Regions from separate parts of the Mus musculus genome. Here regions 2, 3 and 4 are each linked to region 1. Evidence: chromatin loops called from intact Hi-C (ENCODE). Cell type or tissue: left cerebral cortex. All regions are shown on one strand. Region 1 holds the start of Igfbp2 (insulin-like growth factor binding protein 2). Region 2 overlaps Gm30788 (a long non-coding RNA gene). Region 3 holds the start of Gm39663 (a long non-coding RNA gene). Region 4 has its middle 5.6 kb from the start of Rpl37a.

Evidence for each region. Peaks named below come from ENCODE experiments on the same cell type or tissue, not always from the same donor. Only the 100,000 strongest peaks of a DNase experiment are listed, where the experiment ranks them.
Region 2: it touches region 1 in a loop (2.0-fold over the local background); 3 of 42 quality-filtered maps call a loop at or near these places.
Region 3: it touches region 1 in a loop (2.1-fold over the local background); 6 of 42 quality-filtered maps call a loop at or near these places.
Region 4: a loop joins it to region 1, with 2.8 times the contacts of the local background. A loop is called at or near these places in 4 of 42 quality-filtered maps.

What each region holds. Positions count from the first base shown.
Region 1 is chr1:72,821,888-72,826,887 of GRCm38, reverse strand. Igfbp2 (insulin-like growth factor binding protein 2) reads right to left here and starts at 2,408. Exons shown (of 4, transcript NM_008342.3): 1 at 1,924-2,408. The coding sequence starts at 2,308. In left cerebral cortex, no CTCF peak of the experiment used is centred here; DNase peaks (open chromatin) are centred at 2,050, 2,321 and 2,766; H3K4me3 peaks cover 1,345 bases; H3K27ac peaks cover 278 bases.
Region 2 is chr1:72,748,933-72,753,932 of GRCm38, reverse strand. Gm30788 (a long non-coding RNA gene) reads left to right here. Exons shown (of 8, transcript XR_001778972.2): 6 at 3,033-3,088; 7 at 3,299-3,487. Among named protein-coding and RNA genes, the nearest start is that of Gm39663, 14 kb to the right of the region's middle. In left cerebral cortex, no CTCF peak of the experiment used is centred here; DNase peaks (open chromatin) are centred at 623, 999 and 2,461.
Region 3 is chr1:72,736,605-72,741,604 of GRCm38, reverse strand. Gm39663 (a long non-coding RNA gene) reads left to right here and starts at 3,806. Exons shown (of 3, transcript XR_865536.3): 1 at 3,806-5,000. In left cerebral cortex, no CTCF peak of the experiment used is centred here; DNase peaks (open chromatin) are centred at 1,710 and 2,421.
Region 4 is chr1:72,714,327-72,719,326 of GRCm38, reverse strand. No RefSeq gene overlaps it. Among named protein-coding and RNA genes, the nearest start is that of Rpl37a, 5.6 kb to the right of the region's middle. In left cerebral cortex, CTCF peaks have their summits at 294 (motif pointing left) and 2,168 (motif pointing left); DNase peaks (open chromatin) are centred at 300 and 2,161.

The DNA of each region.
Region 1 (5,000 bases):
CAGCCTCTAGAGTCCCTGTCCCAACCCAAAGAGCCCAGAAGCCTCTACCTTTGCCTCTCATCTGGCCAACCTGGCAAAACCAGGCTCCTTCCCAAACGACCCCTTTGAGAGCCCTGCTGTGCAGCTGATCACTTCTGAGCTTCCAGCTCCCGCCCCCACCCCACCCCCTACCTTGGTTAACATCCCCTCTTCCAGACAGAAACACAAGAGAAAAATGTGGAAGGCATCTGGACCTTCAGAGAAGGCTGAGGCGGCCACTCGAATGAGCCAGCAGAACGGAGTCCCATAACCAGGCAGAAAATCCAGAGTGACATTCTTCCCATGAACTCACCCCATTGTCCCCTGGCTTCCCTGACAACCCCCCTCACCCCACCCCCATCCCCGCAGCCAGTAAGGAAAAGTGACCCAGGGAACCTGCCACATCTGTTGCCTGCAGAAGACTCCAACCTATTTAAGAGTTTTGAGAAGCAGAAAGACTGAATTTCACAGGCTTAGAATGAAAGCAACGAAGGGTGGGGAGGAAAAAATAAATAAAACTCTGAGAGGAAAATAAAACTCTGAGAGGAAAGTACACCAGATTTAGTAAAACAGTCAATATCCGGAGGATTCTGCAAGGCCTGCTGAAGAAAATTCCTCTGGGGCTCCAGAGGTAATAAGGGAGGAAGGGGCCTGAGAAGCGGAATTCTTTTCCTTTATTATTACCTAGAAACAGGAGCAAGGATCAAACCCAAGGCTGAGAGAGAAGAAACCCTGGGACTCCCCTCTGAGGAAGCTCCACCTTGCTCTGTAGTCAAGGTCAAAAATGCCTCAAGAACTACAAGACTTCAAACTTGACCTCTGACTCCATTGGGAAAGGGACAGTGGCTGAGCCAGGGAAAGAGAGGGGCGCACAAAGAAATCGAAAAACAGGGAAGATATTTGTTCTCTCTCTCTCTCCTATCTCTCTCTCTCTCTCTCTCTCTCTCTCTCTCTCTCTCTCTCCTATCTCTCCAGGCTACCCCCAGTCTAAGAAACATAGTAAAAGCCTCCTTTTAAACATTAGCTAAAATTCAGCGCTGTCCCCAAGACAATTGCAGCTTTCTCCAAACCGTGAAGAAAAAAAAGTGAACTCCTCGCAGTCAGCTTGTGTCCCTTAACTTTTTTTTTCTTTTGAGAAAGAAGGGCTCCTTAACAAAGAACCCCACCTTCCCCATCCCGTGAGACAGAAAAAGTTCCCTAGATTTAGGAGGAGGTACGGTGTGACACACACCCGCGTTAAGAGCTGTAGCTCCCCTGGCTTTCAAGCGGCTCCAGCATTCTGACCGGAGGCCCAGACGCACAGCCAGGGTGCCGGAACGCAGCTGGCCAACCGGCTTAAGTTACACAGATGGAGCCCGCTCCATTCTCCACGTGCATCCTTACCCTTCTCCTCACCTCCCAACGCCAGAAGGAAGGAGCTTCTCCATTCGATCTTTTCTCACCCGAGGTCTGCAGTGTCACCTGTGCGCGGCAGCCAGCAGCACGCCCACCGCTAAACATTCGACCGGTGGTCACTGACTCAAGTTTTGTTTCAAATGAGTTTCAAGTTCCTACAGGCTCTTCAACCCCCACCTCCACCCCCTCAGCCCCTAGATCAGACCACCTTCCTCCCCGCTAAGTCCCGTTAAGGAAGACCCTGGTGGCAAGGTATCTTTCCTCTCCTCCTTTACCCCATCAAATCCCGCTTGCTCCACCCGCAGCCTCCCTCCCGGGTTTGTCTTTCGGGTTCCCGCTCTCAAGAGTCTCCCTGGATCTGATTAAGGTCTAAGCTCTTTCTCCTCTACATCAGTCCCAGGGTCCCGTCGGACTCTCTTTTCCCACGTGAGAGTCACCAGCCAGGAGAACCCGCTGAGCTACGAGAGAGTTTCTCCCAAGCCCAAAACTAGTGCTCACAGTCCGCATTACCTGCAACCTGCTGTGGGGTGGTGCCCACGCGTCTCTTTTCACAGGTACCCGCGCCTGTGACAAGCGCCTTCAGGGGCAGCTCGGAGCCCGGGTTGGGATAGCAGCGTAGCGTCTGGGCGCAGCGCGGGATGTAGACGCCGCATGCTTCGCCCTCCTGCCGTGCGCACACGGAGCAGCAGCCGCAGCCGGGCTCTCGCACCAGCTCGGCGCAGGGCGCGTCGGGTGGGGGCCCGCAAGCGGCCAGACGCTCGGGCGTGCAGGGTGGGCAGCGGAACAGCACCTCGGCGCGCACCCCGGGGCCGCAGCCGCCCGCGCCCAAGAGCAGCAGCAAGAGCAACGACGGCAGGAGCAGCGGCAGCGCGGGGCCGCCCAATCTCGGCAGCATGTTGGCTTGTGGGCAACGGTAGTGCAGCGAGCTAGCGGGCAGGTGGCACGGCCCAGACGAATGCGGGAGACGCCTCCTTGCCTTCTTTCTCCTCCCCCGCCTCTGCCGGGTCCTAAAAAGCCTGCTTCTCCCCGCCCCCCTGCCTTCTCCCCTCCCCCTTATGGAGACCACTCCCTTCCCCCCCCCCCCGCACCGCCCCCCCCCGCACCGCCCCCCCCCGCACTCTTGCGTGAGGGCACGTGCTTGTGCACACGCCCACTCGCCCACCCTACGTTCCTAGGGGATTCAAGCGGACCCCTCTGTTCTTCCCTGGTTAGGACTTTGCTCCCTTCAGCCTGGGTTTGTCCGCTCCGGGAGAGTAAGAATAACTTGCAAGCGTGGGTAGAATCGGCGTGGAGTGGGAAAGAGCCTGTGCTTTTGTCTCCTGTCTTTTAGTTTAGTTCGATTTGGAAGGACTTAGTTTGCTCACTTCCCACGTGGCCGGCTGTGAACTGACTGCCGGGGAAACACAAAAGCAGTCTTGACCTTAAAGATTTCGGAGCTCACACCGACTCCCCACAGCCCTCGTGTTGCTAGGAACAATGACCTTGAGTGAGTCCCGCGGACGCTCAGTCCTTCTAGACCAGGCTCGTCCCAGACAGCACCTCCTAGCAACAACTTCAGTTTCCCAGCCCAGAGCTCACCGCTGCAAGTAATGAAACCTGGTGTGTTTCCTGGTGCCTCACAAACCTCTGCCCCACAAGCCCTCTAATCCCCTAGAGACCCGGGTCACCATCCACAAACGCTGCCTTATTCGCCCACCTTTACACACACTCTCCCCGCCTCCCCCCCCCCAGACGTCTGAAGACACACCCACTGAAGGGTCTTGAAAAGGTCAGATTAGACACCCACCCCCCTCCCCAGGTATTAGAGAAAGCCCTAGCGCTAGGCTGATTAGAGCTCGCTCAGGTTTTCAAATAGAAAAGAGTGGCTGCCTCCTTTGTTCCAATTGAATCACCCAGCCTAGCTGCCCCCAACCTCCATCACTCCAGCCTGGCAGGACCTTAGTTATTGACTCATTTGCCAGGGTTGTGACCTTAACAACGAGTGAGGCGTCTCCATTCCCCCACAAGATTCTCCAAGCCATCCTTTCTAATTTCTGGGCTCAGGGCCTATCTCAATTCAGCGGCTTTTTGTTCATATGTCTGTTTGAGTTTTATGCCTCCTAGAAGACAAAGTTCTAATCTTAAGAAACTAGGAGAGGAAGAGTTATGGAGGAGAGTTTGAACTTCTGTAGGAACCTCTGTGGAAGATGACTATCCGAATGAAAAAGAAGGGGGACGGGTGTGAGACTAAAGCTTGGTAATTGCGTAGAGGGAAATGGAGGGTTATCGATGGCGCATTCTCAACACCCGGACCAGCAGAAATGATGAAAAAAAATTGAAGAGTGATACTGAAACTAGAAAGTCACTTAGGCCAGAGATCAAAACCCCTGGGGAGATAGGGGAACTGGCAGGGAAATCAGCTAATTGTGCTGAGACTTGGCCTGATTTGGGCGTGTCAGGGACACAGCATCAGTGTTTGAGCAGAGGGATGGACCTCTGACAATAACGGGAGCTATACAGAATGGCGATCTAACAGAAGGAAACCAACAAAGGCTGGGGGAGGCTCCAGTTCACATCTCCACGTGTTCTGGTGTCTTGTACCTGCCCTGGAATATGTTCCTATTGGCCTCACCGACTGAGGACTCCTTTGTAGTAGAGATACCACCCTGCATCATGGTGTGCCATAAACATCCATTGTAAACTACAAGTGAGAGCCACATTGCTAGCTATATTTCCTACCACTGGCATTAAAACACAGTAAAGAGTCTGGTATGGCGGTGAGCCTTTAATCCCAGCACTTGGACAGCAGAGTCAGGCAAATCCCTGGGTTCCAAGCAGCCTGGTCTGTGAAGCAAGATCCAGGACAGCCAAGGTTACACGGAGAAACCTGGTCTCAAAAGAAAAAAAGAGAGAGAGAGAAGAAGTAAGTGGAATCTGTTTTGAATTCTGCTTATTCAATGTCATTGAATCAGTAATAAGTATGAAAATTATAAAGGCAAGAGTATCCATGCACATCCCGAGATGACCTTGGACTCACAATCCTCCTGCCTCGGTGTTTAGAGTGCTGAGATCACAGGCATGAACCACTGGGAATTTCTAGAATTTCTCTTTCTGGTGAGTCGAATCAGTGCTGATCCCTTTCCCCTTATCCCCAGTTAATAGCCAGCTTTACCCTGCACAACCCCAGATACCCACACCCCAAGAGGAACCTTATCTCAGTCCTTCCCTAACCAAACAACCTCCAAGTCCTACTCAAGAAAAGCCTGCGGACACAGGCGTCTGATGCCGGCACCTTCTGTAAAACACAAGGGAAATTAGTGAAGCAGAATTCACATAGGTTTTGGTTTTGGGGGTTTGGTTTGGTTTGGTTTGGTTTGGTTTGGTTTGGTTTGGTTTGGTTTGGTTTGGTTTGGTTTGGTTTTGTTTAAGGAGTCAGTAGCCACTGTGAAAGCAGGACATGGGGTATTCTGGTGCAACCTTGTGATTTCAGGACCCTTGGAAGCTGAAGCAGGAAGATCCCAAGTTCAAGGTCAGCCTGCATTACCTAACAAGATCCAGTCCAAAAGAAGAAAAGGAAAAGAAAGGAAAGGAAAGGAAAGGAAAGGAAA
Region 2 (5,000 bases), 73 kb after region 1:
TCTGACCTTGGACATGCTATTAAGCTGCTTGGGTCCCACTTTGTCATTTATGGCCTAAGGTCATCTTAACTCATACTCCTTGTTAGGATGAAATGTGGTCATGTACGGATGACATCTCTCCAGGTGACCGTTGCTAATTCTCTCTTCTTCCCTCATCTTATTATATTTTGACGATGAGACAAAAGCTGTCTCTCATGACATTAAACTATTTATAAGCCAAGTTTAGGAGCCTTTTCTGCTATCTACGTACATATTCCCATGTCTTTTCCTGATCTCTTCTTCCTTTAGATTCTCCATCCCTGTTTCTATCCTGGGAATAAACGTTAAGAGATGCCCAGGTAACAAGGAAAGCCAACATTCTGAAGGCTTCGCACGTTCTGAAATTCCTTGCTATGTTAACAAGAATCAGCATGAGATGGCTTGACCCAGAGGGTGCATGCCTGCAACCTCAGCACTGCAGTTACTAAGGAAGGCAGTTCTCGTGCCCAAGGCCAACCTGCACTTCAGAGCAAGAGCTTGCTTCAAAAGAACAGGGCTGGGCTGTGGAAGACGGCTTGGCATTTGCTGTACCAACTGGTGACTCATGTCTGAGAACCAGATCCCACTTGGGTGGAGGAGAGAACTGACCAACTCCCAAAGTTGTTCTCTGACCGCCACATGTATGTCATAGCATGTGTACTGACTGGTTTTGCGTGTCAACTTGACACAGGCTGGAGTTGTCACAGAGAAAGGAGCTTCAGTTGGGGAAGTGTTTCCATGAGATCCAGCTGTGGGGTATTTTCTCAATTAGTGATGGGGGGGGGGCATTGTGGGTGGTGCCATCCCTGGGCTGGAAGTCTTGTGTTCTATAAAAAAAGCAAGCTGAGCAAGTTAGGGGAAGCAAACCAGAAAGAAACATCCCTCCATGGCCTCTGCATCAGCTCCTGTATCCTGACCTCTTTTGGTGATGAACAGCAATTTGGAAGTATAAGCTAAGTAAACCCTTTCCTCCCCAACTTGCTTCTAGGTCATGATGTTTGTACAGGAATAGAAACTCTGACTAAGACAGCATTTGTATGCCCAGACTCACACACCTACTCCCACAAACACGCTGCTGCTGCTACTACTACTACTACTACTACTTTACTACTATTACAAATAGTAAATATTATGTGTTTAGTATCACTAAGTAACTAATAAATTGAAAGCATTAAAAAAAACAGCAAAAACACTCAGAAATGTAAAAGTTTATGTATGTGTGTATGTGTCTGTGTATAAAATACATGTGCATATCACAATCTAAATGTGAAATGAACTCTGCTAAACAAATAAGTAAATGAGTAAGTTATGCTAGAACACTATAAAGAATTCTATATATGCTATTGAAGTATAAAGTCATTAAAAATTAGGCTTGGGAAGGTGTTTATTAAGAGAAAAAATGCCTAAAATATAAAGAAAGGACCGTGAAAAGTCAAGGCTCAGACTGTACTCATGACAGGATCTTAAACACACAGCAGATGTTTGAATACAGATGAAAGGCTGGAAGGAAATTCATCCGAATGTGAAATCTGATGAACCATGAACATTGGTGTTGGAAGCTGTTCAATCTGTGTCCACCAGAGAAAAATTAGAAAATGCAGAGCGACATAAACAGAAAGAGTTAAAGAGGTGAATGGCTAGTTTCTCAGTAATACATATACACACACATGCCCGTGCGCACTTGCGTGCGAGCACACACACACCACTTAGTAATTATACTGGTTAGTTCCCTATGACCTTTTGATCACTAGCAATGTCAGCAGACCATCCTACACACATACACACCACACACACACACACACACACACACACACACAGCTGCGCGTGCACATACATACTCCCTGAAATTCCACTTACATATGTGGTGAGAGGAAGCTTGAAAGAGACTGAGGCTACAATCTCTGAGGTTTCTGCTTTAAAAACCGAACAAGGAAAACCCAGGAGGAGAGAGTTGTGAGGGAGAAGTAGACTGAGAAGGGAGGGTAAGGGGGCTGCTTAGCCTTCGTCGCTTTCATTCAGAAGATGGAGAGGTTTGTGCACTTGTTTGTTAGAGAAAGATAACTTTACAGGATAGCTGAGTTAGGGCTGTTTTAACGAAATGTCGGTACCATCTACAGGCCTAGAGGAACCCTAGGTTCTCCTCAGCCAGGAACTCCAGGTTTCTATTACAGCCACAAATCATCCGGAGACCTAGAGATAAAGGGCGCAACAGCCATCTACTGAGCACGTGGATCTGAAACCTGGGCTGGGCGGTGGAATAAGTGAATGGTTTATCTCTGCTCCATGCCCTGCCAGCTGGGGCACTTGACTGGGGGTGGGGTACAGGATGGCTGCTCTCAGAGCTGGCATCGTGATACCAAGGATGGCCAAGTGCCTGGCCAGGCCTGTGGACTTGGAGAGTCGGTCCCTCTCCACATTGGCCTTTCCTCCCCATGGGCTGCCTTGGCTTTCTCTCGATGCTGTGGCTAGATTCCAAGAGTGTCTCAAGAGACAGGAAGTGGGAGCTGCCAGTTCTGGAGGCCTGGGTCCAAAGGCTGGCACAGGACCTCTTCTACTGTATTCATTCGTCAAGGAATCTCAAGGCCAGGTTCAAATGGAGCGGAGATGACTCGCACATCTCAGGGAAAGGAGAGTCAAGGAACTGGGAGGTTATATTAACTACTTTTCTAATTGTCGGGACCAAATACCGGAGAAGAAGCTCTGTCAGGGGAAATAAGTTTATTTGAGTCGCAGCCTATCCAGTCCACCCTAGCAAGGAAGCATGGTAACATTATCAGCTCCTGTCTGGCGATAGGAGGTGATGGGTAGGCTCACATCTTGTAGGATCAGAAGGTGGAGAACAGGGACACTGAGGTTCAGGTGGACTTTCCTTAGTCCTTTGTTATTCAGCTAGAGACCTCAGTGTATGACCCGGATTTAAGCCAAGCCTTCCCTCTTCACTTAATCCTGCTGGAAGCACCCTGGCAGAGACACCCACCTCACTAATGCCCTATATTGTTTCTTAATTCAATCAGGTTGACAAAATTCATCATCGCGGGAGCTGTGTTTTGAAAGTGCCTGAAAGTGACAGGTAAGGCCAGTGCTGGGACGTTGTTCTGGGTCATGCTGTTCACACTACGGGACTTGACATGAAGAATTGTGGCAGCAAAACATCACATCATATCTACCAAGCAGTGTCCTCGGAGTCAGGGGGTAGGGAAGAAGTGTGCAGTTTTTCTCTTTGGTCTACCTCCCCAGTTCCTATAACATGACTTCATCCAGTCTATTTGGCTCCTTCTAGACCTCTTCTGAGCCTAAACTCTGAGCAAGCCCAGTTCCCAAAGATCCCCAGGCCTGTGTGTGCTAATGGAAACTCCAGTCACTTCTTAGAACGACTTCTGGCTGAACCCCAGGACACAGCTCTCAGGACGGTGGGATGTCAGCCCCCTAGACAAGTCATCTTGTTCAGTTCTCCCAACCTTCCTTGGAGGTACATGTTTGCTCAGAAGGCTGTGGGTCCTAAGTTTGTGGGGACCCCCGGAGTGTGTGATTCTATAGCCCCTTTATTTTAAGGAGCTGAGCAGTTTTCAGCTCAGCAGCTACTGAATGGACTGTATTGTCTGATCAAGGAAAATGTCCACCCTTCAGCTCCGATCCTTGATAAGGACCGACCACAAAGCCACACACTTGCTCATGTACTGATTCCTCTATTTCTCCTCTTTCTAAGGCTCCAGGAAGGCTGTAGATTCTAAGGCCACGGCATATTCACATCTCAGAGGAGAGAGAGAGAAATAAGTCCTGTAAGAAAGCCTATTACTTAAGCTCTTCTGGCTTCTGGGCTCTTCAGTCCTCTCTTCCATGAAAGCAAAGACTGAGATGACACATGAACTTGAACCTGAGGAAAAAAAAAAAGAGAGAAAAGTGCCACCTTTAAAAATGCTGACAGCCTGTATCAGTTCTAACGCAATGCCTAGCAACCTTTGTTTTCTAGAGTAAGGGCCCTGCGGAATCTAGGCCAAGGGTACTGAGAGTGCCGGGGGTAGAATTTCTCCACCACATCACATCTCTTCCTCTACAACGGAAAGACCAAGAGGTAGGCCCATCACCAGGAGTGGCCAGGTAGAGCTTAGGCTTTGACCTGTCAATCAAGTTCCAGCATGATGGGCAGAAGCTTCTTAGCTGCATTCATAAACATCAGGCCTTGTATTCCCCTGGCTGAAATACGAAAAGAATTTGGGAAGAATTGGTGCTTAAGACAAAAATTACCTTCCTTTCTAATGTTGCGAATCTGAGACAGATATCCCATCTATTTCATAGGAGCTTCCACCAACTTTCTTTCCAGCTATTTTCCCATTTCTTTTCTGTATTTCCTCCTCTACGCATCTTCCTCTCCTGTGTCTGGTCCCATCGCCGCATCTGCATCCAATCTAATACAACAGGCTTAGAACTGCAGTCTAACACAGTTGGGAGTCTTCCTTTTGAGCTCATGGGACATTTCTCACATCTGAAAATCTAGATAAGGCATGTGTATTTATAATACTTGCATTCTGTTTCTAGAATCTATTTCATGGTCTTATCCATTTGGTTATAATATGATCTCATGCAAGGTTATGCACTATATTAATTCATTTTCTACTATGGCAACAAATATCTTAGGTAAATCCACTTATGAAGGGGATTAGGTAAGCTGGGCTCACAGTCTTGGAGTTCTCAGCCCATAATCAGTTGGACTAATGCTTTGGGTTGAGAGGTGAGGTAGGGCATCCTGGTGAGGCATTGAAGCTAAGGAAGCTACTTTGTAGGAAACTTGGAAGCCAAAGAAAGAGTTGGTAACAGAAACCCAGTGTCACCTTTCAGGACATGTCTCTAGTGTCATCCACTAGATTTCTTGAAGGTTTCACCATCTCCCAACAGTGTCACAGGATTCAGATTAAGCCTTTAACACATGAGCCTTTGGGAAACATTTACCCAAAGTAGTAGGCACCAGTCCTGAGACTCTGCCA
Region 3 (5,000 bases), 85 kb after region 1:
GGCTTCATTCCTTAAGACAGCGATTGCTCACTCTGGCAGCATTCCTACAGGTGCCTTGGTCCTCAGGCAAGATTCCATAGAGAACCCAAGAGGCCTGGGCTTTGGCTGCCACTGCAGGTGCACGCCCTTGAGTGAGTGATCTCGTCCCCATGGGTCCCTGTCCGAATGGCAACTGCACTTGTAAGAACCAAGGAGATGTGGGAAGCACTTGTCAACCTGAAGTGGCCGTGCAGATGGGGAGAGGCAAGAGTGCCTAGGGACTACTGGCCTCCCCCTCAGAGGGACTGAATCTCTTCAGTAGCAGCTCTATAGCAGGCAAGCAGGGAATCTCTGGCCCCTTACTGCAGACTGCCAGGCTGCCTTCTCCCAAGGCCTCCTCTTCCATGATAGCCTCACCATGGGTCCACTGAGTCTCCTCACCTTCCACAGTCCCAGTTCTCTTTTAAACTGAAGTCTCTCAAGAAAGAAATACGCCCATGTGTCTCTGAGAGCCAGGCCTCAAGCTTCACTGTCTGGAGCTCTGGAATGCTATATTTTCATCTGGAATTTTAAGGTTGCCCCCCCAGCCCCTTTTCTTGACTCAGCCTTCTAAGGGACTTAAAGGCCAGGTCTGTAAAGGCCAGGCAGGAAAGATTTCAGAAAACAGCTCAGAGCCTAAGCTCCAGAATTAGCCTTGGTGTTAGAATCTGAGCTCTTCAGTAGGCCGTTGATCTGAGGCAAATCGTTTGGCCTTCGAGCTTCAATTTCTTGTCTTTAAAATGAGAAGAAAGATGGGTACCTCATAAGGTTGATCTGGAATGAGGTAAACACTCAAACTGCTTAATACTGTGCAATGGCAGACAGGAGCCAGGGCCTCCTCTGTATGTACAACGGCTTCTGAGGAAACCTGAAGCCGCCAAGCCTAGCTCTTCCGCTCGCTCCCCTGAAGAGGTAGGAGCCTCGAAAGAGCCTGACGTCCAGGGCTGGTACAGCTCTGAGTTACGAATTCCTATCTTCTCTTTTCCTTTTCCTTTTTTTTTTTTTTTTTTTTTTTTTTTGAGACAGGGTCTTGCCATATAGCCCAGGCTGACCTGGAGCTTGCTGTGTAGACCAGGCTGACTCAAATTTGTTGGAATCCTTTGCCTTTGCCTCTCAAAATGCTGGAATAGGTCTGATCCTAAAACATGTCCTTGTCTAAAACGTGGCTGTGCGGAGTGAGCTCTGGGGGCCCATTTTTGTGGGAAATATTACAGGCCTCCTTTCGTAGTGTCCTTGTCTTTCTATGACAAGACTTCCAAGGTCTTCCCCTATTTCTGATTTTCATGAGTGGCTCTGGGGGCCTGTCCACCTCTGCCACTTCCTCCCAAGGTCTTCGCCATCCTTAGGTACAGTTGTGCTGCATCTCCATTCAGATGCAGTTGCTACTCCTTCATCTTCTCAGAGGCTGTTCCTCAGTTTCTAGAAACTTCTGCACTTCTCCAGGCCCCCTCTTTCTTTTGTCCTGCTCAAATTCCTGACTGCAGGGGCCAGGTAGGAAAGCATATTGGTTAGACCCAAGCTGGCGCTTCCTCCGAACCTCCCTTGCCTCTGGCACATTCCTTGTATTTGGGCAGGACCCAGAGAGCTGGAGAATTCCTCTCCCTCCTTAGCGTGGGCCCTCGTGTTGGCATGCCAACAGCCCCAAATATTTAAAGCAATCATGAAAATGAGCTCAGACTCCCATGCCAGAGCCTTGAAAGGAATTAGGCTAAAAACGGGACAAAGGAAGAGGTGAGGCCAAACGGAAAACGCCATGAAAGGCAGTGCCCGGCATGGCTGGGGCCCAGGACTCTCCTCACTGACTCCATTCATTTGTAGCCAGGCACTGTGCTGGGCCCTGCAAAGGCAAAGTTGAATGAATCACTATCCCAGCACTTGACGAGCTCCCTATCTAGCCAGGGACGCCACCGACAACCACGCCGCTGTGCGCTAAGCGTGGACAAGAAGCCATCCGAAGCACAAAGGAAGATCACAGTGAAGCATCTCCCTGGTCTAACTTATGGCAAGTGTGCCCCGCTAGGAACAAAGGATGTGCTGCTGAGAGGCAGAAGATCCCTGGCAGGGGTGAAGGTACCAGAGAGGCACAAGGCAGCTTGGGAGGAGGAGAGTGGCCCTGCGTGAGTGCTCGGGGAAACTGCTAAGACCCGGCCTCTCCATAGGCAGCCTTATGCACACTGAACACACAGAACAGAACATGGAGTGAGACTCAGCTTATGGTCTCTTAAAAACGCTGACAGAGATGGATACTTGGAGTTAGAAGCAAGGTTTTGAAGCAGAAAGCCTTTCTCAGAAGATGGCCCCTGTGCAAGCAAGAAGGGAGTGCGTCAGAACAGTCACCTCCCTACAGGCCTCCAGGCAGCATCCCTGCTGGAAGGGACGTGGGTTTTCTATGTCACAGGAGTGAAGGAAGAGTGTACTTGGCAGGCTGGCTGACTTGGCAGCATCCCAGGTACCCAGCAGAATGCCTGGGGAAGGTGCCAAGGTCAAAGGCAGATGCCTGAGAGTTGTGAGTAAGGGAGCCTCGGGCACCTGCTTACCTAGAGATGAAGGAGACAGGAAGGTCTTTTGCCTGGTTCTGCCAGAGCACATCACCGTCCTTAGGACAGTGTGGCTATGACTTTGGTCTGATCTGGGGTGCTGGGCAGCCACAGGAAGACGAGGGAGCAGAAAGAAAGCAGCTCAAGCTAACTGGTCACCAGGAACTGGCGAAGTTACCTGGTGCTCAGGGGCCTACCCCATGATCACCCCCGACGATTTACTGACTTTTTGTTTTGTTTTGTTTTGTTTTTATTTCTTTAAATGCTTCTAGCTTTGACTGGGCACTCCTGAGCCCAGCTGTGCTAAACTTTACAGGTGTTTACTCCTTACAACAACCTCGAAGAGATCAGAATTCTCCCTAGTCCCGTTTTACAGAGCAAACGATTCCCCCTAGAAAAATCAAGATTTGGGGGGCCATGTGTATTTAATAACAAACAGCAGAGTATAGTGGGCTAAACTGAGTTCCTCACAGAATTCATGGGTTCAACTTCTAACCACTAGCAGCCACAGGATAGTGGTCTTTGGAGCCAGAGACTTAAAAGAAAAAGGTCATTAAGTTCAAGGGCTGACCTTATAAGAAAAATAAAAAATTTGTAACAGAAACAAGTACAGAGAGAGCATGTGAGCACAATGAGTGTGGGGCTGGCACCTACAAGCCAACAGGATGGGCTCCAGGAGTAGCACAGGAGATGGGCAGCCCTGCCACCCTAACCTCGCCCTATCAGCCTTCCACACTATAGAACTGATTTCTGCGTTATAGCCCCACCACCTGCAGCTGAGTGTTCTATTACAAGTGCCTGTGCAGATTATCATGGGAAACAATAGCCAGGAGTACCTTAGAGATAGGAGGTGCAGGTCTGCAGGGAACATAAGGCACCTAGACAGGGTGACTGTCTACCCGAGCCTTACTTTCAGCTGTCAGGAACCAGAGAACCCTGACAATCCTGACTGGATTCTGAGAGAGGAAGGCCCAGGATGGCTTGGAGCCAGACAGCAGTAGTCAGTAGTATCTTCTCTGGCAGGATCAGGGCTTGAAAGCAATGGCTTAAAAACTGGGGTTGAAAGAGATTAAAACTCAAAGCCTAAAGCAAGACAAAGGCATCCTAACCTTTCCACTAACAGTCTTTGTACATTCAACCATCACAAGAAGTGAGGTCAGGGGCAGGCTAATGCTTCCACCTGGCTTGAGAAGTCAGGCAGATGCCCAATAAGAAGCCAGCCCCTTTCTCACACAAAGTGAGCCTTATCCTAGAGGATGAACCATCATGGGAGACATCATTTGGACGGGTCAGTCCGTTAGTCAGCATCCATCACATCTAGTCTCTTGGCCTCCTCCTCAGGCATACGTTAAAAGGAAGAGAAAAAATATCTTGTCATGAGGCTTGACCAAACTAAAACTGGTCTGTCTATTCGGAGTTACTGTGAGAAAGAAGGTAAGTGCCAGGTTACCTTGAGATCTTCAGTCAACATGGAAGTCACCAGCAGTGCAGAGCAGTTGGAGTTCCAGGCCTGAAGATCAGAGGCAAAGGCATCCTGCAACTTTCAGGAATTTGAATTTCTATGGGGAGAACAGACTTCAAACGGGCACTGGCTGCCAGAAGAGACAGCAAAGTAAGTTAAGTAAGTTAAAAAAGTGGGACTGCTGTTCAGGGGAAAAGGACAAAGGAAGGGTTTGCCCTATGGGAGGTGTGAGAGGGGAAGGAGGATCTCACTGAGAAGTACAGAGCTACCTGGGTGTAGGTTCGGTGTGTGAAATACCTATGTGTGCAAGTATATGCTATGGTATGTGTGCCTGAGCACACACTGCATATGTGTGTTCATGTGATGTGGCATGTTTGCACATACGTTTCTGGTGTATGCAGGGGACATGCATGTATGTGTGTTTGCAATATCTGCCATGGCTGTGCATATGGTGTGTGTGTGTGTGTGCGTGTGTGTGTGTACACGTGCAAATGTTCTGGCATTTTTACAGTGTGGATAACTTGGAGAAACATTTCTGATGAGAAGTCAGGCTTACAGCTGTGAGATTGGAGCAAGACGCAGAGGGAAAGAAAGGCGTTCCCTAGGGATGGGGGAGTCGGGATAAGAATCTGGACAAAGACCTGCTGGATGTTTTATCAGAACTGTGGTGTTGAGTTGCAGTACAAGTGCTATCCAAATGCCCCGTGCTGCTACTTCATCATTTCCATGCTTCCAGGAAGCAGGGCTTACCATGTGCACAATGTCCAGCCAAAGGGATACGAACAGAGAGGAAATTGCACTGCAGCCTGCATCATCTGTCTGATCCTCCGGGATATTAGTAGAGACATGTGAGTCTTCACTGTCTAAGCAGTAATGTCTTGATTGCGTCTCAGCAGGAAGTTTAGCTCTACAATGAGGACAGAGGGACAGCTTCCTGTTCTCACCGAGCTCCCTGGACACTCCTAATAAATCTCACTGCTCTC
Region 4 (5,000 bases), 110 kb after region 1:
GCATTTGGAATCCTAAAGCCCTAGCTAGAGATTGGAATCCTCACACCACTTCTTATCCCCGACACAGCTCATTCCCAGTGCTCAGTCATTCAGTTCCTGGGTTTTGCTGGCCTCCGCTCCTGAGGAGAAAGGGCATGCATCTCACTGGCCTTTGGAAGCAGCAGGGCTGTTGGTGTGCTGTGGCCACTCTCATCAGGGAAGTCATACCTGTGCACGGAACAAAGTTAAGAGCGGGAGAAAGAGAAGCACTCTGATCCCTCCAAGTCCTCTCAGCCTCAGCAAGGGCTCCCCCTGCTGTTCACTACCTACACTCCTTTTGCCTGCCCCGGGTTAATCAGCAGAATCCCAATGGCAGTTTCTTAACAGTGTCTTATGTAGTGGCACTTTCTCTCCAGCCTGTCTGTAGTGGCCTTTTAGCGTTATATACTTATCACTTGCTGAGACTGGCCTCCAACCATCAAAACCCCTCACAGATACCACTCTGTACCTTGGTTTCTTTATCTATAGAGAACAAAGCTCTTCTGTTGCCCAAGCCAGTGAACGGGGAGGTGAAGTTGAAGCACGGAACTCCTTGTGGACTTCATTCTTTCCCCATTCAATGACTCTCTTCAAGTAGAAAATCTTAGAGTTTTTGTCATCTATAAAAGGGGGAAAGAATTCCATTAGGTTCTTGAGTTTGGAGCAATTAAAAGAGGAAGAAGTGCTGGGGAAAAGAAACCTGATGACAGGCCGAGTGTGGTGGTGTAAGCCTTTAATCCCAGCACTCGGGAGGCAGAGGCATGCGGATTTCTGAGTTCGAGGCCAGCCTGGTCTACAGAGTGAGTTCCAGGACAGCCAGAGCTACACAGAGAAACCCTGTCTCGAAAAAACAAAACAAAACAAAAAAAAAAAAAAAAAAAAAAAAGAAAAAAGAAAAAGAAACCTGATGACACAAAGGTCTTACTAGCTACAGTACAACGAAGCATGGAGCATGTGGGTCCAGGACTGGCTAGACATGCAGGACTCAAGGCATGTGTGCCTCTAGCTACCCCAGGCTGGGAAGTGCTGGGTCTTAAATAGATGTGTCTACCTCAGACCCTTGGAACACAGCCTGGATCATGCTAAGGGAATGAGTTAGGTATTTCTAGGCCCTGCCCCCCAAAGCTAATTGGGACACAGGGAATAAAACATGGCAGTATACAAGCAGAACAGGACTGTTGAGTTGAAAGCATAGTTGCTTGGTGGAGAAGGTGAGGTATAAATTACTTAAAGAGCAAGGTGTGGCAGAGTTTGCCTGTAACTCAGCATTCAAGAGGGCTGAGAGGCAGGAAGATCAAAAGTCCCAGGTCAGTCTGGGCTACAGGACGAGACCCTGTGTAACCACCACCACCATGATCGTAACAAGTATACAAACATACCCAGTTAAATGAGCACAGAACAAGCCTCCAAAACTTAGAACATCAAAAAAAGATACATGTAATTCCAATAAATCAGTAAGCACTGGTCTTATTGAGTGGACAGTTTCACGTGTGCACGTGGGTGTAAACTCAGAGCACAAACAGTCCGACTCCACGGGCATCCCTCAAGCTACACTTCCAGAGCCTACCACTAACTCCATCCAGAAACAGGGGTCTCCTGACATCACTGTAACCTCTTGGCACCCTTTTTGGACCAGAATTTGCTTATCGCTCCCACTCTGCCTCTGTCAATACTATAGCTACAAAACCCAGAGTATGACAAAGTTAGTTAAAACATCCCTCCTGTACTGACGTTTTCTCCTGATGAGTCTAACAACATGGACAGAGACGTGGACACCCTGATCAGAGAAACACCTTCTTAGTCCACAGTGTTTATGTATTGTATGGTGCATTTTCACTGCAAAAAGTTTTTTACAATTTTTAATTCTTAAAGTTCTTCCCCCCTAACTAGCAGCTCTAGGAAATACACTCAAGACTATCCTAATTGTGTACTCGTGGGGCATCTGTCTCAGATGGCCTAAGACTAACTCTTTTAGGTTTAATTCTTTACCTAGTCAGCTAGGTTACATTCTGACATGGTGGAATTAATAAAGAACTTAGCACTTACTAACCTGTAACTACATATGCTAATATGCATTTGTGAGGGTTCTCTGACCTCTCAGAATTCTAGACTGCTCCGTCCTTTCCTGCTTACTCAGTAGCGCCCCCTGGTGTTCCATACGCTTGCAGTCAACACATGACATTTTTATGCTTTGCTCAAGGGAGTAACATCTGTCGATAAGTATTTTTGTGATTAGAGATAGACTCTCAAAGAATTTGTGTAAAATGTCTAGGTTCCAAGGTCAAAGTGCACTATATAACGGTATTGGCAACCATATCATATGCTAAGAGGGTAATCTCTAAAGCCAGCTTACAAAATAAATTACAGACACATTGATACACAAGCAGTAATTATTGTCTTTCCCTTTTAAATTTTTAGGCATACCTCAACATCTAATACCAACATACAAAACCAAATAAAGTGGAAAGTCACAAAGAGGGAGGTAGCTCCAGCCTAGCATGGAAAAATGTTTCCAAGTGTTGAAACATTCTCACATTTTTCTTTTGCTTGGCATAGTCACGTTTAGAATTCAGCTTCCAAGCTGGGCATGGTGGCACAGACTTTTGATACCAGCACTTAGGAGACAGAGGCAAGCAGATCAGCCTGAGCAAAGAAACCCCATCTCCCGGCTTTGCTGGCTGGCCTTGTTCTTTGGCACCAGCCAGTCCCCCTGGATGGAGCACTGCTCTGGGTTCTTGGTGTCTTTAATTTGTTCCCAGGAGCACTTAGAGAGAGACATTGATGCTGGTTTCCTCAGTGTTTCTGCATCCTGGAAACATGGAAACTAATGCAGGTGCTTTCTCCTGCTGAGCTCTCTTGTTAATGGTGTGTTGTTTGAAAGTGGGACCAGACTAACTTCTTTTCTCCTTCTGTGTTCAATGTGTCCTTGTGGTCCATCATCTACATCTAATCCTTTATTCAATTTATACTTTACATAACTCTGCTCACTTAACTTTAGCTTTTAAACATTTACTGTTAAACACTAATATTCACACAGGTATGCAAGTCCCCACCTTTACTGTATCCTACTTGGCCCAGTAGCTCCTCTTCCCGCTGGGGCCATGCTGGGTTTGAACCCAAGGCCTTGCTCATGCCAAGCACCACTGAGCTGCATGTCAGCCCCCTTCCCCATCTTGTGACTGAGAGCTTCTAATTCTACTTCCACTGTTCTAGCGATGATTACTAGAGATTATGATGTTTGACTTGTAATTAGACCCCTTCCTGAATACAAGAGCCTTAGAACATTTTAACATTTACCCTTTCCAAACCTACATGCTGTCATTTCAATGCATCCTGCTGCCCTTCGAAAGTTATTGCTATTGAGAAAGGATCTAGGTATCCCTGGGTAGTCCTGAACTCTACATGACAAGGTTGGCCTTGAACAAGAGATCCACCTGTATCTGCCTCCCAAGAGCTGAGATTAAAGATGAGTGCCACTATGTCCTGCCTATTTTAAGACTTATTTACTGGGGCTGGGCAGTGGTGGCACACACCTTTAATCCCAGCACTTGGGAGGCAGAAGCAGGCAGATTTCTACATTCAAGGCCAGCCTGGTCTACAGCTTTGTGAGTTCCAAGACAGCCAGGGCTAATAACAGAGAAACCCTGTCTCAAAAGAAAAACAAAAAACCTTATTTATTGGGAAATTCTTTATGTGCCATGGTGTACAAAGGCAGGCATATGACATCTTAGTGGGGTCTGTTCTTTTAATCTACCATGTGGGTTCCAGAGATCAAACTCCAGTCTATCCAGGTTCACACAGTAAGCAATCTACCTGGCCCTATTCTCATTTAAAACTCACTGGTATCTTTTGGCTGCCTTCCTTCCTAATTGAATCCTCCATGAACTGTTTCCTATGAGCTATGTAAATGTGCTAGTCTGTTATTAGAAACTATTTTGGTGTGTGTATGTTTTTCCCCTGAGACAGGGTTTCTCTGTATAGCATTGGCTGTCCTGGAACTCACTCTGGTTGGCCTTGAACTCAGAAATCTGCCTGCCTCCACCTCCCAAGGGCTGGGATTAATGGTGTGCGCCACCACTGCCTGGCTCTATTTCTTATTCTAACAATGATTGCTAAGCACAGAATTTGAGACACTTGAGGCATTCTATCTCAACATTGCCAATCATAAAGTTAAAACTCTGAAAGTTGCTCTGCATCCTGTGGCATCAAATATCTAAGCAAAATTTTATACATACTCATGTTTATATGCACACAGAAATCAGCATAACTTCTAGGAGTGGTCAATCCTCTAACTTCCAAGTAGGAGAGCTCTCAGGCTTCCACTTAGAACTGTCTCATCTGGTCCAAGATTTAATTCTTTATGTGAAAATAATTACGATTTGCTTGTTTTTTATAAATGATAAAATTACAGTTATCAGTAAATGTTTGATTTTTATGCCTCTTTCCTACTCACATATTTACAGCCACATAAAAATTTCCCTGGCACCCCCCAACCTAAATCAAGAAGCAATCACGATCTGAAAGTAGGCTCTTCTAAATCCCTGCCTTTGCCCAGCACCAGAGACTCGGAGAACCTTGTAACAGAGGTCAAGCTCAGCCCAGGAAGGAGCACGTGGAAGCCAACCTAATGCAACTCAAAAGGCAGGATCTAATTTCCAGCCTTCTCTCCTCCACTTTCCTACTTGTGGCTTCAGCCACTGGACTACCACAAAATAAAAACAGCTATGAATCTTGGTTCTGGGGTATAAGACCAAAATTCAAACCCAGCTCCATCATTTAGAAATTACATAATTTCTTGGGGGCTGGAAAAACGGCTTAGCACTTAAGAGCACTGGCAATTCTTCCATCACATAGTAACAACTGTCATTCCAGTTCCAGGGGATCTGGTGTCATCTTCAGACACCATGCATACAGGGATGCAGACACACGCATACAGTAACCCCCCGCCCCCAAAAAAAAACCCCTGCACTTCTCACACACAA